3 separate regions of the Mus musculus genome follow, and all the other regions are linked to region 3. Evidence: chromatin loops called from intact Hi-C (ENCODE). Cell type or tissue: heart. All regions are shown on one strand. Each heading gives the region's core, and the rest is flanking DNA. Links, peaks and the distances in the headings are about the cores only.

What was found. A loop is a pair of places that touch in the nucleus more often than their neighbours do. Peaks named below come from ENCODE experiments on the same cell type or tissue, not always from the same donor. Only the 100,000 strongest peaks of a DNase experiment are listed, where the experiment ranks them.
Region 1: a loop joins it to region 3, with 2.1 times the contacts of the local background. A loop is called at or near these places in 2 of 42 quality-filtered maps.
Region 2: a loop joins it to region 3, with 2.0 times the contacts of the local background. A loop is called at or near these places in 2 of 42 quality-filtered maps.

What each region holds. Positions count from the first base shown.
Region 1 is chr8:34,705,102-34,710,959 of GRCm38, reverse strand. No RefSeq gene overlaps it. Among named protein-coding and RNA genes, the nearest start is that of Gm46069, 18 kb to the right of the region's middle. In heart, for the core only: no CTCF peak of the experiment used is centred there; no DNase peak of the experiment used is centred there.
Region 2 is chr8:34,394,908-34,400,765 of GRCm38, reverse strand. No RefSeq gene overlaps it. Among named protein-coding and RNA genes, the nearest start is that of Gm33831, 11 kb to the right of the region's middle. In heart, for the core only: CTCF peaks have their summits at 3,358 (motif pointing left) and 4,232; no DNase peak of the experiment used is centred there; H3K4me3 peaks cover 804 bases; H3K27ac peaks cover 367 bases.
Region 3 is chr8:34,611,916-34,617,773 of GRCm38, reverse strand. All of the region lies in intron 2 of B930018H19Rik (RIKEN cDNA B930018H19 gene), which reads left to right. The region is part of intron 2 of Gm34096 (a long non-coding RNA gene); the gene reads right to left. Among named protein-coding and RNA genes, the nearest start is that of Gm34096, 8.1 kb to the right of the region's middle. In heart, for the core only: no CTCF peak of the experiment used is centred there; DNase peaks (open chromatin) are centred at 3,313 and 3,653; H3K27me3 peaks cover 1,055 bases.

The DNA.
Region 1 (5,858 bases), core at 511-5,510, 93 kb before region 3:
ATATGCAGTGTTGACGTCCCTGCAAAGACACTTATCGTTGGCCGCGGGAGGATGGGGGACGGTTCTGTTAGTAGTCCCCAGCTCTCAAGGCGGCCAACTTAATGTCAGCATCTCCTCCCAGGAACACTTTCAACTGCCATCCTTCCAAGGAATGAAACTGACGGTCGATTTCGTCTGTCCAGTCTCTGAGTCTGGTGGGGAGGATGTAGAGCAATAGAATGATCTGGCAGCGGGGCAGAGGGAAGAGGAAAGTTCTTAGGGTTGGCAGCCCTCGAAAGGTTGGTTCCTGCTTCGGAAACCCTGTTCTGCCTTTGATTTCTGACGATTCTGGATAGAGTGTCACAGGAGCACCTGCCTGCTGCCACCCTCAGGAACACTGCCCAAGCCGACCGGGAAGTTCTCCCAAATGTCTTTGGGACTGGGGGGAAAGCCAGTTTTTAGATGTGTCCCATCTGGAGGAATTGTAGCCTCTTACAAATTGAACACGGATTAGAGGCTCAGGCAGTAAATCCTGGGTCGGCCCTTTATATTTTCCCTTGGATTTTTTTTTCCCCTGCACACAACGGCAGATGGAAGAAATTAATGAGACATGTTACATTCAAGGAGAACCGGGAGCCTCAAAAGTGGCTGCCGGGCTCCCTTTGGCGGGGTTCTCTGTGGCTCGGTGGAAGGTTGCGGTGTGCTTCCCGCTGCTGGGCCCTTGTGGCAGGAGAACCGAGGCCAGGAAGCAAGCCCAGTTTAGACACCTGCACCCTTAGGGCATCCAAATAATACCCCTCGAGTCATCTCAGAAACGGATGGCTACACCCCCAACTAAGTCACTTGTTTATTTTTATGTATTTAGCTCTGCTCCGTTTGAAGTGGGTGAGCTGGTCTGTGTGTGTGCCCACACAGCCATCTGGGTGAGAACTGGAGAACAGATTTCGGGCTCCTTGGGTTCTTTGGTTTGATTGGAAATTCGCTTCCTCCTTGGACTCTCATTTGCAATGTTTAATGGAACAGAAATGCCGTGTGAGAGAGAAGCTGTGCCCAGTGTCGCAGATGAGCTCTTTGCCCATTTATTGGTTGATTTCAGTGAGTGTAAATAGATCACAGATTTGTTGGCACTTCTGAGCGGTGATCCAGGGTTTAGACCAAGCCCCCAAACTCCAGTGAGTCTGAAAAAAAAATGTTCCACCAGGTGAACTGTCACCACCAGGTCAGCCTAAGGTCATTTCAGCGGGGATTGGGGATTGGGGGTTAGGGTGGGGGTGGGGTGATGCTGACTGGTCGGGACTGAGGATGTAGCCAGGGATTCTGTGTCTTGCCTAAGGGCCTCCGCATCTTTCAGCTGGTGATTGCATGGGCATTGTTCCTTTGGAGATGAGTCTATATGGCCAGAGCTGCCCTCCAACTAGGAAAGGCAGAGAGCCAGACAGCGTTTGGGTCACATCTGAACTTACACCCTTCACGGAATACAAAGTGGCCACTGGCAGGCTGCCGCTTTCCAGGATGACATTCCTGAAGCTTCTGGCGTGCCCCACTCGGTTTAAAGGCTTAAAGAGCCTGGAACTCCAGGCTAACCACCGCAGGTGTGTCCCGTTTCTCCTCGGAATTGTTTGATGCCCGTTGACCAGTCAGAGCATCTCTTCCAAGCTGGACATGCATTTTAGTTGTTATTGTTGTTGTTGTTTGTGTTTTTTGTTTGTTTTTTTTTTTGTACGAAATGTGCTTGCTGGCTGCAGTTCTCAGGATTCTGTCACATATAGCTTGGACTTCTTGGGATCTCTAACTTCTACCAGTATGATGCCATATGTCTTAAGAAAGCCTTAAAGTTCCAGCAACATCACAGGTGTGATGTTATGGAATGAATACTTTTTAATAGGCAGACAACAGTAAGAACCACGTAGAGCCAGGCAGTGGTGGCTCACGCCTTTAATCCCAGCACTTGGGAAGCAGGGGCAGGCAGACTTCTGAGTTCGAGGCCAGCCTGGTCTACAGAGTGAGTTCCAAGACAGCCAGGGCTACACAGAGAAACCCTGTCTCAAAACAAGCAAGCAAGCAAACAAACAAACAAAACAAAAACAAAACAAACAAGCCCCCAAAAAAGAAACAAACCAAAAACCACACAGAAAGTAACTCCATCAAAAGCCTCTTTGTTCTTTACCATAGAGTCTTAGCGGTATCCCTGGCGACCCAAGAACTCCTTCAGCCCACCGTCTGTCCTACTCCATTGCTTCTCTCTTCTTCCTTCCCTATCCTCATCATTCAAACTTGCTTTGTTTCACGTACATGTGTCCTTATGTGTTTATTTTATATGCATAAAGTCCTAAAAACAGCAGTGTTACTGTGTAGACTTTATCCTCTGTTGGTTCTGGTGTCGAGGAGGGATCCAGATACTAGTGCTCTAATACCTGTGCTCTGTAAGCTGAGTTCTACCACAGGTAGCCAGTGCAGCTAACTACCCTTACACTGCTTGCCTTTTCGTCTCTTCTTGATTTCGGACATTTCTCTATGTCCTTTTGCTTTTTTACTATACTGTTGAATACTGCTCCCAGAGTAGAGGGAGATGGCTCAGTGGTTCAGAGCACTGGCTGCTCTTCCAGAGGAGCAGGGTTCAATTCTCAACACCTATATGGCAGCTCATAACTGACTGTAAACTCCAGCTCCAGGGGATTTGACACTCCCATACATACCTATATGCAGGCAAAACACAATGCACATAAAATAATAATAAATAGTACAGCTTCTCTTTTTGCTGACATTATAATCTAACCACTGTGTATTTGATTACTTATTTATTTTATCTCTTTTTCTTGTCTTTCACAGACTGCTGCACTAAATGCCCTGCTCTCTATCTTCTAGTGTACACATGATTTCTTTTTCCCCTAATGTGTGGACCTAGAAATAGAACTGCTGGATGCAGTCCCTGGATACGCTGTTACTGCCAAGCACCTAAGCATTCCCACGTCAGGGATCACATTCCTCCAGCACCAGCCACCCTTGGTGTTGTGGCATCACTATATATCAGCAGCCTGAGGGCAACTTTCTGCTATTTTAATTTGCAAATACACTCTACCTTGCCATCTATCTGTGCATGTTTGGGTTGAGAAAATATTTTTACTCAATAAAATACACTTTGAGCTTTGTCTTTTCTTTTGTTAAAAACAAATTAAAAAAAAAAGAGTTGAAGGGTTGAATCCATTTTCCAGAGATTACACCTCTTAACCCTCTGTGTCTGTTAAGGGGATGGTTAAATATCTTTATTTCTGAAAAAAAAAAAAAAGGTGCCACAAATCCCGATTGATGCATAGTGATCATGACCGACCATTGACTTGATGAATCCTGGGCCCAGCGTGGTGCTGCTGGATGCTCTGGGAGGGTTTGCAGACACTAAATGCAGAAGAAATGTCCACACTGCTCAAGTCTCCTGTCCGCACAACCTTGCACCATGCTGTTGCAAGCACAAAGACTGATGGGAACATGAGAACCGCTGTCTTTTTCTTCCTTAATATTCTCTATGTTTTACACAATGAGTCTTATACACCTCCCACCCTTCCATTGACAGAAAGATGTCTCCAGCCACACAGCTCACCCTGATGACTCTGCAGCTGAGAGGTGAAGCTGGCTCGCTGGCTTGCTCTCCTCTCCCCCTGTCCCCTCTCTCTTCCATTATTTTATGAGTATGCACATTTTGCCTGAATGTATGTCCGTGTACCATATGCCTACCTGGTACCCATGGAAGCCAGATGAGGGTGTCTGATCTGGAACTGCAGGTATAGACATGATGAGCTATGATGAGGGTGTTGGGAATTGAACTCAGGCCCCCTGGAAGAGCAGTCAGTCAGTGACCTTAGCCACTAAGCAATCTCTCCAGTTCTCCCCTATTTCCTTAATGTTCCCAACTACCTAAAGTTCCCTTTTCTTTGTATTCTTGTATTCTTGTGGCACTGGGGATCAAAGCCTGGGCCTCCAGTGTGCTAGCAAAATACTTCTACCATGGACCTATATACCTAGCCCATCCCAACCACCCTTTAAATATCCTATACTTAAATGGGAATAGCTAGGTAGATAAGAGTCATTTGCCACGGTTATAAGGATCTAATAGTGCTGGTTTTGTGAAGATCACCACTCTCTCTAGACACACTTTGGGGAGAACAAACTTTAACACAGTGATTCAGTTTCACCCCTAGGAACACATGAAGGTGTGGGTGATCCATGGAGTTTCCTGAAACAGTAGCTGAGGAAGAGGACCGAGTCTAGACAAACATAGCTCTTGGGAGACATGTGCCAACGTTAGAGGCAGGAGTGCATTAGGTATTTTGATGTCTCTCCATTTCCATTCCCATTCTTTGGTTGCTATTTCCCAAAGGAAGTCAGAGGGAAAAGGTGCCCCGGAGATGTCATTAGGGATGGAGTAGGGGAGTTAAGGGCAGAGAAATGTTCTGCGTTGGTGTGACAAGAGGACAGCCAACCCATTTCATCCTCCAGACACACCAGAGTCCTTAGTTTTACTCCCATTGTGTGTAACCCTGTTTAAGGTGAAGGATTGAGGAGCCATCCCAAGTCTAACCATCTTCAACTCACATATGCACTTCAGATTTCTTGAGAATCTGTAAGAACCTTTGGTGGAAACAGTAACCCTTAGCTATCTAGCTGATCATATTTACATGTAAGGTATTTTTAAAGTGTCTGGGAAGGACTGTGACTATAACCATGGTAGTTGGTTGCCTACCATGTGCAAGACCCTGGGGTTAGATTCCCACGGCCATAAGAATACAAACATACAAGAAGGCGGTTGGATGCATTAAGAAACTGAAGGGGCTGATTCACATCTCGCTTGGCTGTAGAACCGGCTGGGAGGGCTGGTTACAAACTGCTCTGTTGCCAGGGTCTTGGTCTTTCCCCTGGGATTATGACATTTCCCCAGAGTCTTGGGATCCCCTGTTTTAACCAAATTACATATGGCACTCACTGTCCCTCTTTGGAACAGAACACCCACGTACTGTATCTGGTGGCTCCCAGACCAGAGCACTCAGTCAGCTGCCAGGCTGGGAGAGCATGGCTCTGCATGGCATAAAGAAGCCAACACCCATTACTGTGATGCCTCATTTCCTCAGTGTGTGCTCCTCTGTCTGTTGTGCAGTGCTGGGGAGTTAGTGAATCAGGGGCTTCGAACCAAGATCTTTTCTTCTGTGCTCTCGAAAGTCTTCTGTTTGACTGGTCAACTAACCAACTCCCCATCTTTCTTGGTTTGTAACAGTTGCCTCTATTCATTTACTAACTTAGGCCTGGGTGTCCCAGGGTCTCTCCCTCTCATCACGGTGTTCAGTCGTGGGTCTCTGTGTACATTCCCCATCTACTTACAGCAGGAGAAAGCTACTTTGGTGATGGCTGAGTCAGACAGTGATCTGAGTCCCGGTCTGGTGAGGCCACTAAGGATCCCAGGTAGAAAGTATTTCTAGGTATAGGTGGCTGACATGAAGGGCATTATTATTTAACTTATTTTGTGTGTATTAGTGCTTGTCCGAAGGCATGGCTGTGCCACATATATGCCTGGAGCCTGTGGAAGTCAGAAAAAGGGCATTGGATCTTAACCACTGAGCCATCTCTCTAGCCCTATTGCATTATTTTTAATTATGAGTGTGTTTCTCTCTCTCTCTGTCTGTGTGTGTGTGTGTATGTGTGCCTGTGCACGCATGCCTGTGTGTGCAGGGGGTCTTCTGTGTGAATGTCTGTAGGTAAGAGCCAGAAGTATGGGAGTCTGCCTAGAGCTGGAGTGGTTAGGAGCTGTACAACACAGGCAATGGGACTCGAACTCAGGACCTCTGCAAGAGCAGTATGTGCTCTCAACCAGTGAGTCATCTCTCCAGCCACAA
Region 2 (5,858 bases), core at 511-5,510, 220 kb after region 3:
AAATAAAATAGTCATTGGAGGTGGAGGGAGGGAGGGATCTGCGTGGGAGAGGGGATAGGGGGAGAGGACCGGGACTCGACAGGAAGACCAACAGAGTCAACTAACCTGGACCCTTGGGGGCTCTCAGGATCTGAACCACCAACCAAAGAGCAAGCATGGACTGGACCTCGCCCTGCCATGCACACATATGTAAAAAGTATTCCTATCCAGAAAGTGTTCCATTCATTTGAATAATTAGTAACTCACCACTGGGTCATTTGGTCAATGACTAGTGGGGACGGTTAGACAGCAACCTTCTGATATCGTTGGTCATTTGTATATGACAATGTAAAAAAGTGTGATAATGGATGTTGAAGTGGAACTGTGTAAGCAATATGCATTACTCTGCAGTTAACAAAACATTCACACACCAACTGTCTCATCCGAGATACAATTTACATTCCTACAAGCAGTTCAAAACACCAAGTCCTAGAAAGTCTCAAAGGTACTCTCCAGGCATGCAGTCAATATGAAGAAACACTAGAACCCAGGTCTTCTAACTTGTAACTAGGGTTTTGTTTTTGTTTTTTTCTGTGCAAGAATATATTATTGGATTTAAAAATTATACCCTAAGGCAGTGGTTCTCAACCTTCTTAATGCTATGATCCTTTAGTACAGTTCTTCATGTTGTGGTGACGTTCTGCCTAATCATAAAATTATTTTTGTTGCTACTTCACAACTGTAATTTTTCTACTGCTATGAACTGCAATGTAAATATCTGATATGCAACCTCCTGTAAAAGAGTTGTTTAAACTCCCAAGGGGGTAGAGCACCACAGGTTGAGAACCCCTGCCCTAAGGTCTAGTGATAAGGTCCCTGTCTTCCTTGCTCGTGATGGAAAATGAATAAGGCTACAGCTAAGGGGAAAAAAATCAATACACCCCAGACTTTCATGGCCACGATGAGAGTTTAAAGGAGAAAATCCCCAGGATATCTTCTTGAATATGTGTAGATTCGTCTACAAATCTGTCACAACCGAAACACATGTTCCCAAGGCTTAGGCAAGCCAGCAAGTGATTTCTCTAATCCCTTACCTATAAATTTCTAGCCCCATGCTGTTGGCAAACAAGACTCCTTCCCTCTTTGTGGCCTGCCATCTGTGTATAATTACACCTCCACGTAGCTCAGAAAGCGCACACTCCGCTCACAACCCAGCCATACAAAGGAGCAAGGAGTGAACAACGGGGATGTGTGATCTTTGTCCTGGAAGCCACAGTTCCAGAAAAACTACTATGCCTATGGAGAAGAGGATGGTGAATACTGAAAAATAATTAGTGAGAGGTTCGCTCGGAGGTCTTGAGGGATGGGTAACAACGAGGTGATGGCTCTAGGCCAGCAAAGGGGGAAAACCAGCCATGATAAGTAGGGTGGTTTGTGCAACCATGAATCAGGAGGAATAACCAGGGTCAGTTTTCACACTCTGAGAAAATAAGGCTGTTGGGAACAGCAGCTGAAATCAAAGAATAACATCAGGGGTTTTCACTGGAACATTATATACGATTTTATAGACTTTGTAAGTCAAGCTGAGTGGCTTAGAGCTAAACTGCTGTGTCTAAGAACAGCGTGTGGATCGGGACTTCAAGGGTGGATGAGCTGGGTTAGTGCTGGGAGCCAGTGATGCACAAGGAGGGCTGTTTCAAGGGTCAGTGACTAGCAGGCAAAGGCTCTGCTTGGGAAAGAAGCTCTGGCCTGAAATGGCAGTGGTGTGAGAGGTGTTTCATGAGAGAAAAAAAAAAAAAAAGAGTCTGAGCTCTATTGATCGGCCTGGGTAAAGGTTGCTCCGGAGGGGTTCCCCCACCCTTGCCCCCAAAACCCATTTCTCCTGCCTGTGCAGGGAGCACTCAATACCAGAACTGCATCCAACAGTAAACAAAAGTCCAACACAAGCTGTATGTGTGCATTAGCCTGGCACACAGGAGATCAGTGCTTGTTGAGTGGATGGCTAAATGCATAAATAAGCAAGATGTAGGTTGCAGAGCGCAGGTAGAACTGTACCAGAGGCAAATAAAGTCTAGAAAATAGGGTTGAAAAGACAGCTCAGTGGGAGCAGTTGCCGCCTCTGCAGAGGACCTGAGTTCAGTTCCCAGCATTCCCACCAAGCAACTCACAATGGCCGTTAATTGCAGTTCCAGGAGATCTGACAGTGTCTGGGCTCCACAGGCACCTGCACACATGTGCTACACACATATAAACATGCAGGCATTTACACATATGCATCAAATAAAAATAAATAAATCTTAAAGATCTGGTAGAAAGCCAGGTGACATATTCACAGAGAGAAAACTTACATTTTCATGCCAACTGTCATAGCAAAGCTGTGACTTGTGGCACTAAAGAGTAAGTTGACACGCTAAAATATTCCCTATGCCAGGCTGATGCATGTGTGTATGTATGAAATGGGGTGTGGGGGCTTGGGGTTACTCACGGAAAATGCAGACACCAGGTAAGCCTGATTGTACACATTCAAACCTCTGTGTTCTTTGTCTCAACGGCCCACGTTTCCTGAGCAGGATATGTGTGGGTTGCTCTCATGTGGCCATTATTTTCGGCTCTCTCTTAAATATTTCAATTCCCATTCTATGAATGAATCAAAGGGAGGTTGCCTTGGCAACCGTTCACCTTTCTCTAATCAAGCCTCCTGAACAACCTCAAGTGGCTTCTAGAGATAAAAGCTCTCAGCACGTGCAGAGTCAAAAACCTCTCACACCGCTGCGGGGGGGGGGGGGGGGCGCTGGGACCAGAAGCGGCTAAACACCCTCCTCCCACCGCCTCTCGCTCCTGTAACCACAGCCATTCATGCTGGCAACTGAACACTGAGATGCAGTTCTGCAAAGGACAAAGGATAGTAAGGGGCTCTTTGACAAGGTGCTTGTGAACCTTCTCTTTCCCAGATAACCATGGCACTGCCCAGGGAGAAGCGGGTTCATCAAATCTTTCCTCTGCCAGTTACCCTGGGAAGTATTGTGTTCCGTTCTGGGCTCTAGCAGAAGGCTAGGAGTTTCATCAGGGACGTGCGCGCGCGCGCGCACACACACACACACACACACCCCAGACTCTAAGAAGGGAGGGAGAGTCCTTAGGGGCAAAGTGAAAGCACAGTCAGAAGTCAGTTTTGAAATCTGGGTCGCTTATCTTAGTAGGGAAAGAAACAACCTCGCTATTTGAAAACAAGGACATTACTGGGACTGGAGAGCTGATGGCTCAACAATAAAGAGCACAGGCCACTCTGGCAGAGAACACAGTTCAAATCCCAGCACCCACGAGGCAGCTCACAACCATCTTTAATTTCAGGTCCAGAAAGATACAACGCCCTCTTCTGGACTCTGTGGGCACTGCATGCACATAGTGCACAGATATACGAGCAGGCAAAATACCCATCTATAATATATCTTCTTATTTTACAATTTCAAAGAAGAGGAGGAGGAAGAGTGTCTCTGGCTCCCTATAGACATGGTGGTTTGGAAGTGAGAAGAAAGACCCCAATAGCAAAAACAGGGACCTCGAAGGTTTAGGTTTTTTGTATTTTTTTCTTGCCTATGGCTTGGGTTCCTGTCCTTAGGATTCTGTTAAATTTCTCCAGGATGCTGCTTCCTATAATGCTAGGCCTTGGTTGGAAATGATGGTGGGAAAGGCACCAAATGATCCTGTTCTGAAAGCACTCTTGTCCACTGCAGACAGAATACAGAGGTTAAGGTAGCGGCACAAGCCATTTCACTCTCAGAGCCAAAGCCTGACAGCCCTCCACAATGGCAGCAGGTCCTTCCACTGTGGTGTATACAAGAGCTTAATTTTCAGGTTAGCTCTGACTGTGAATGAAGAGATGAGTTGAGCATGGGAGAGGGATGTGTCAGGGACATCTGGTTTTGGACTGTACGAGATATATTTCTCCATAAGTATTTTCACAGATAAGTCTTACCCTGGAAAGTTTTAGGAGCTGCTAGAGGTCCCTTAAAAACTAATAGAAATAATAGAAAAAAATAATAATTTCAACATTAAACAGAATAACATATGAATTAAGACCAACTCCCAGCCAGATTTACAAAGCTTATAAACTGGTTTGGACTCATGAAACCTTTGGCAGGGTAGTAATATAATTTTTCCCTGGCTTATAATATGTTGAATGTTGCATACACAGACTTACACACGTGTAATACCCAAGGCAATTATTTACTACAGGAAAATTGGTTCAGAAGGACAGTACTGCCACACCTTGGTGACACTGGGGGATGGATCCTAGCATAGCCCTTGGAACGGCAGATATTCAGATTCCCTATAAAAATGGTATAACATATGCATGCAGCCTACTCAAATCTTCAAAACTCATTTCTAGATTATGGGTCCAATTGATGCAATGTAAAGATTAGGTGTGCTGCACTGCTCAGAGAACAGAGAAGAGGGACCACATAGTCTACACGTGTTCAAATACACATGCAGCTTTTCCCTGAATACTTTGTATCCATGAGTGACTGATTCTACAGGTACACAATCCCCACATAGGGAGAACTTTGATGTAAATCAAAGTTTACGGTATGACTTCATGTGTATAAAGCACCTATGGATCCATTTAGTGTAAACAATTCATTCAGTGTATAAATCAAAATTACAATATAACCAAACTACAAGGGTAGAAGGTCAAAAGAAGTGTGGGGAGAGGGCTGTATGATGTGTGTATACATATGTCATAGAAGCAAAGAAAGGACAGCTCATCTCTGTTTTATAGGCTAAAAAGTCATGATAAATAACTAACAACATAAGCACAAAAAGAGCCAACCTCAATGGAGACGATGTCCCCACCAGAATGGCCTGCGGATACCCCTATGGTGCATTTTCTCGGTTGATGAGAGAGTGTGGGAGGGTCCAGCTCACTATGGGTGGTACGACCCCGGGTCTGGTGGTTCTGGGTCCACAGTAAAACAGGCTGAGGGAGTTATGAGGATAAGCCAATAAACAGTATTCCTCCATGATCTCTGCTTCAGTTCCTGCTTCCTGGTTCCTGCCCCGACTTCTGTCAGTGATGGATGGTTACCAGGAGATATAAGCTGAAATAAACCCTTTCCTTCCCAAGTTGCTTTTGGCTATGGTGTTTTATCACTACAGTAGAAGCACTAAGACGGGGCCCTTAAGGGGAGTGGAAAGTAATACTTTTCCTGGCAAGTCTCAGAACATAACTTGTGTGTGTGTGTGTGTGTGCGCGCGCGTGTGTGTGTGTGTGTGTGTGTGTGTGTGTGTGTGTGTGTTGCACGCACATGAGTATATAGGTGTACAAATGGAGGCCAAAGGACATTGGTGTTTTAATCACATTGCACTGTGTTATTTTGAGGCAGGATCTCTCACTAAACTGGAAGCTTGTCTCAGGCTGGCAGGCCAGCAAGCTCGGGATCCGCCTGTCTCCACCCCATCAGTGCTCAGATTCCAGACTCACATACCATGGCCAGCTTTCTACACAGGTGCTGGGGATTCAAACTAGATCCTTGTATTTGTAGAGCAAACACTCTTTCACACCTAGTCACCTTCTTGCTTCCAATGCAACTTTGTAAATTCTGTGTATAACTTTAAGAGAAGGAAAACTGAGTTCAGAGGTCACCCACGGGTGAACCACGGAGATGTGGACACCCTAAACTGAGATGCACCCCATTCCCCATCTCTAGCACTTCATCCTAGATCCTGAGGCACAGCAGAGTCAGACCCTGCTCCCCTGGCACAGGATTGTGACACAGGAAGACACAAGGCAGCTGTTGCGAACAAGATGCTGAGGAAAAAGTGGGTAGGAGAAAGTCCAGGAAGAAAGCCCTTGCTTGGCCCAGAGCTGCTTCCGACAG
Region 3 (5,858 bases), core at 549-5,548:
CAAGTCTTAGTTTGTTTAGACATACCAGTCATTCCAAAGACAGCCAAGGGCTGGGATCTCTACTGCTCTGAGCCCACCCCAGGGGAAGGATAAAAGTTATTCTATCTAGAAACAGAATTAGTAACAGGTTTATTTTCACATCAGGATTTTTTGCTCATAAACAAAACAAAACAAAACAAAACAAACAAAACAAAACAAAACCAAGAGGCTGTCAATCCTGCAAGATAGCTCAGAAGGTAAAGGTGCTTGTCTGTTCAAGAGTTCAGCTCCAGAAAACATGTAAAAATAGAAGCAGAGAGCTGACACAGCAATATGGTTCTGTGACCTACACACACACACACACACACACACACACACACACACACACACACACACACACACACACACACTTTAAAGAGGCTTTCAATTGTTTTAAATCCAGTGCCTACTCTTTAGGATTTGGGCATGTGGTACCTTCTTCTGCCATCTTGTAGATATGGCAGTGCCCAAAGGGGGCTTTGGAGTGTGGAATCCAGGGCGCTGAGATGCAAGATTCCAGAAATCTATATGCCTTCATTTCTTCCATTCACATTTGCCTAACCCCCCACCGTGACTCATCAGCTGAGAAAGCACCTCAACTTACCATGTCAATAAAGACTGTGGCCTTGTTTGCCAACACTCTGGTTTTCTCATCCCGTGACAGACCATCACTGGAAACCAACCATAAGGCCGGTTTTAGTATTACATGAAATAACACATGGCGAAGAACCTGGTCAGAGCCAGGCTCTGGGATCTGTCATCCCTTGGCCCTGCATTTAGAGTCAGACAAACTTGGAGTTCCTGTCTTCTATTTCCATCCTCTGTGACCCATTTGACTTGAGTTTCAGCTTCTCGCTTGAGTCCTACCTCCTCCTGGAGTCTTCTCTAGATGTCTGCCTTAAGAGCCCACATGCACTTTTGGGTTATCTTAGCATCTCAGTAACATAGTCCTGGTGGTCCCTGACCCGAGAATGAACACGCCTCTGTCCACTGGGGACTCTGGGCAAGTTACTTTACATCGAAGAAAGACTCAGTAGAGGATCTTTGAGTACACATTAGAAGAGCTAAGATACTTAGGGTTGTGTGTGTGCACGCAGAAATAAGTGATGGAGGTCAGAAAGGAGTGTCTAGCTTAACTGTGTCAGTAGGGCTGGAACTGGCTTTTGGTATCTGTAGATCCAGCTCCTATAGATTCTACCAACTCTGGGTCAGGCACTATAGAGTTCATACAATGGTAGGATCTGTGCAGACAGGTACACACCTTTATTTTTTGTCATCATCCCCTACGTAATACAGTAAAATAACTATTTTTTATTGGTTATTTTATTTATTTACATTTCAAATGTTGCCCTCCTTCTCCATTTCCCCTCAGCAACCCCCCTATCCCATCCCTCCTCCCCTCTCTATGAAGATGCTCTTCCCCCATTTTCTGCCTCACCATTCTAGCATCCCCCTATGCTGGGGCATCGAGCCTCCATAGGAGCAAACGCCTCCCCTCCCACTGATGCCAGATAAGACCATCCTCTGCTACATATGTAGCTGGAGCCATGGGTCCCTCCGTGTGCTCTCTTTGGTTGGTGGTTTAGTTCCTGGGAGCTTTGAGGTGTCTGGTTGGTTGATATTGTTATTCTTCCTGTGAGGTTGCACATCCCCTTCAGCTTCTTCAGTCCTTACCCTAACTCCTCCATTGGGTTCCCTGGGCTCAGTTCGATGGTTGGCTGTGAGTATCTGCATCTGTTTTTGTCAGATGCTGGCAGAGCCTCTCAGGGGACAGCTGTATGAGGCTCCAGTCAGCAAGCACTTCTTGGCATCAGCAATACTACTGGGGTTTGGTGTCTGCAGGTGGGATGGATCCCTAGGTGGGGCAGTCTCAGAATGGCCTTTCCTTCAGTCTCTGCTCTATTCTTTTTTTTTGTCTCTGCATTTCCTTTAGATAGGAACAATTCTGGGTTAAACTTCTTGACATGGGTGGGTGGACCTATTCTTTAACTGGGGGGGGGGCATACCTATCTACTGGAGATGGTCTCTACAGGTTCTGTCTCCCCAGTATAATAACTATTTACAAAGGATTATTTTGTATTAGGTATTGTGAGTAATCTAGAGATGATTTAAAGTATATGGAGGAAGTGTGTAGGCTCTGTGAAAATGCATGCCATTATATACAAAGGACTAAAACATCTGGGATTTGGGTATCTGTGGGATGTCCTGGAATCAATCTCCCTCCCCCACTTCCACCCTCTATACCAATACCAAGGCACGATTGTATGTCTGCTGGGAACCAGCCTAGTTATAGCAATTCGAGCTGGAGGGATACAGATCTTACAAGCAGTACTAGGATGGTATATTTGGACCTACAGTAAGATGGGTTCTGGAGAGACCTACCGCTGGCCAGTGAGACGGGGGGGGGGGTGTTTAGAGCTCTTTGGGAGAACAGCAAGCCAAGGATCACTCCCAGGGGTGAAAGGCATTCACAGGTGAGGAGATGACCAGACAGCAGAGTCCCCAAGTTCCTCATGTTCGGCAGCTGATTGCCCTGTGAGCAACAGCATATCCACAGGCTGGGGAGGCCCTGTGGAGTCTGTGGCTTCCTGTTCAGTGCAGAGGGCCAGGTGAGAGCAGCACTGGGGAGCTGCAGCTCTGTTACCTGCTGCATCTTGGGCTGCAGTTGCTGGGATATTGAAAAAAAAGGGGAAAAGAGGATTTAATATTTATTAAAGCTTTCGATACTGTCATACTCTGCTCCTCCTGGTCAAGGCTGTGCCCTCACCCCCCGGCTTGCTCTATTTAGGATTGGGATGGTTTGCTACAAATGGGAATTGCAGTAAGAGGTTGACTCCAGCTTGTTTTGAGAAACACTAATAGCAATAACACATGGCCTGCAAGTGTGTAAAGAGAGTTTTCAGTCAAAATGCTAAACGCTAAAGCTAAGGAGATAGCTATGTGTGTCGATTAGTCAGCTCGGCCACATTTGCATGTGGCTTCTAAAAGGAATCCACACCTCTTTGAGTTATTAAACCCAGTCACACTGACATCAGAAATAATGATGAGGATTTCACAGATGTTTGAAAAATGCCAAGAATGTTGTTTGATTTCGTCTTTTCTCCTTACTCCTTTCCTGACTTTTTTTTTTCCTTTTCCTTTCTGAATGTTAACTGCATATAGGTGCTATAGCCACACTTCCAGAAAAGTCACAGGGCTTTGATGCTGCCTTGCTCCCTTGCTAGCCATGGAGCTTGCTATGACACGTGCCCGAGCCCTCTAGCTAGTGTCTGTCAGCACACAGTCTTGGCTCCTGGCTTAGAGAGGACTCATGGTTGAGCCATGGAGAATGGCAGTTCCTACTTGGCGGTGGCAAGGATGTGCTCCAAGGACTGCCAGCTGCTTGACATGTCCATCCAGCCGTAAAGCAAATGCCCGACACTGTCCTTAGTACAAAGCGTTTCCTCTTGCCCCACAAAGTAATCCCAGCTGAGTTCCCTTTTCTGCAGACCCTTTAAATGCGATTGGCAGGGAGAAAGCTACGGCCCTGAGACCATGTCCTTTGCCTTTAATGCTATTATCACGTACATGAGCACTGCCAGCTCCATTTCACTCCATGCCCCATGCTCCTGGCACACTGAGGACTTTAGTGTGATCTGCTGGGCTGAAGTGGCTCTTATGTGGTTGGCAGGATCCTTCCGGCTACTACAAAGGCTGCCAATGCCCCTGGCTGTGGCTTGAGATACCCTTTTGTTCCTAGGTACTTGGCCCGGAAAAACAGTTGTGTTTTCAACGGCTTATCATGTACAATGTGTTCTCATCTCTCTATAACCTGAGAAGTCATGGCGATCTCCCTTGCCTGAAGCTGTCCTTTCTAGTAGTGCCTGTATGGGGCTCACAGGGTGGGGTGGGGGGCACCATCAACAAACAGCTTCAGTGGATGGACAAGTACAGCAATTCTCTGGGCCATTTTAAAGATCCAGTGGGCCTCTGGTGAGGCTCAATGGTGAACTTTCTAGTGTGTGTGAGGCCCTGTATTCAACCCCCAACGCTTCCCTAAATAAACAATAAGCAGTCCGTGTCGCTAAATCTTATTACATAGAAGTTGCATTGAAACTGTAAGTCACAGACTAGAGACCTTTTTTGCTGGTCCATCCTAGAGATGATTGTTTGAAGGTTGGATGGAACAGAACCATGGGGCAGAGCACTGGTGGTGGGGAAAAATTTGGAGGCACTGTTAAGCTGTCAGCTCTTTAGAGTGGCTGCTGCATGCAGGTATTGAACCTTACGCGACTATGACACTTTAGACAGACTCTTTCACTCCATCTGCATGACAGGCACAGAAGGCAGAAACGTTGCTTTACCTCAATGGTGAGGATGTTGAGGACACCTGCTTGTGGTTGTATAGCTAGCAGATGGTAGAGCCAAAGTTAGAAGTTACATAAAGTCCCCACAGTTCCCGTCATCCAATGCGGGCCAGCCACTTGGGCTCAGGAAGAGATCAGGATGAGTCAGGCCCTCTGGGACTCCTGACTGTGAAGTCTTTGGGGGAATGATCTGAGTCATGAGGATCACAGGATGCCTTCCTTACCTTTGGGAACCATCAAACATTTGCAGAATAACTTTCCACCCCCTCTTTCATTTGTCTCTGACTCAAACTCGCCCAGTGATTCTCAGCCTGTCTCTAACGAGAAGCATCTCTCTGAGGAGACGAAGATTAGTCTAGAACCCAGGGCATCTGATTGCTGATCTGCACCTCTCATCTGTTTATCAGAGAAAATAGCATTGTCATTAAGCATTGTGCAGAATACTTGCTGGAAGCTCCCGAGTTAACAATGTTATATGACTGATTTACATTTGTGTGTCCAGTATACAGAACAGCAAGGGTCTTGTTGCAGAGATAATCCATAGCTTTGGACCAAGGTATGTTGGTATTTGTAATTTATCTATGAATCAATGAGCCCCACTGTCCTGGCTTCAGAGTCTTTTTTTTTTCTTTTTAAATTGAAAATAACATATTTTTTATACAATATATTCTGATCGTGGCTTCCTCTCCCCCTTATTCCTCCCAGATCCTCCCCACCTCCCCACCCACTCAACTCTTTGCCTTCCCTCTGGCTCTTCAGAGTGATTCTTAATGGCTCATCTTCCTCCTCCTTCTCCCCTCTTCCTCCCACTTCCTATTGTGTAGCTGTTAAGAATTAGAATCGTTTGAAATGCTTCTGAGGTAGGAGCCTCTTTGTCAAAGACAATCTCAGGCAGACTGCTGATATGGCAGGCGGTTTTGAGCAAATTACACAGCAGGTAGTTTATGCCATCAGCAGCTAATGTAAAAGAATCTAGTCTTTTCCTCCTGTGCCTGGATTCTCCTTCAGTTGCCCAGGGTATGCATGAAGAAGTTCACTCTGTGAAACTGCTGAATTGACCAGAAGGTTGCTGTGGTGGTTTGAATATGCTTGGCCCTCTTAGGAGGTGTGGCCTTGTTAGAGGAAGTGCATCACTGTGGGTGTGGGCTTTGAGATCCTATGCTAAAGCTTTACCCAGAATGGAAGAGACCCTCCTCCTGGCTGCCTGCAGAAGACAGTCTCCTCTTGTTCAGATCAAGATGTAGAACTCTTGCCTCCTCCAGTACCATATCTGTCTGCACACTACTGTGCTTCCTGCCATGATGATAATGGACTGAACCTCTGAAACTCTAAGCCAGCCCCAATTAAGTGTTCTCCTTTATAAGAGTTTCCTTGGTCATGGTGTCTCTTTACAGCAACGCAAACCCACCTAAGACATTTGCTTATTCTCCAACCTTATGCCAAGTGAGAAGGGATAAGAAAAGAACAGGGAAAGGAAGAATGGAGACACATGAA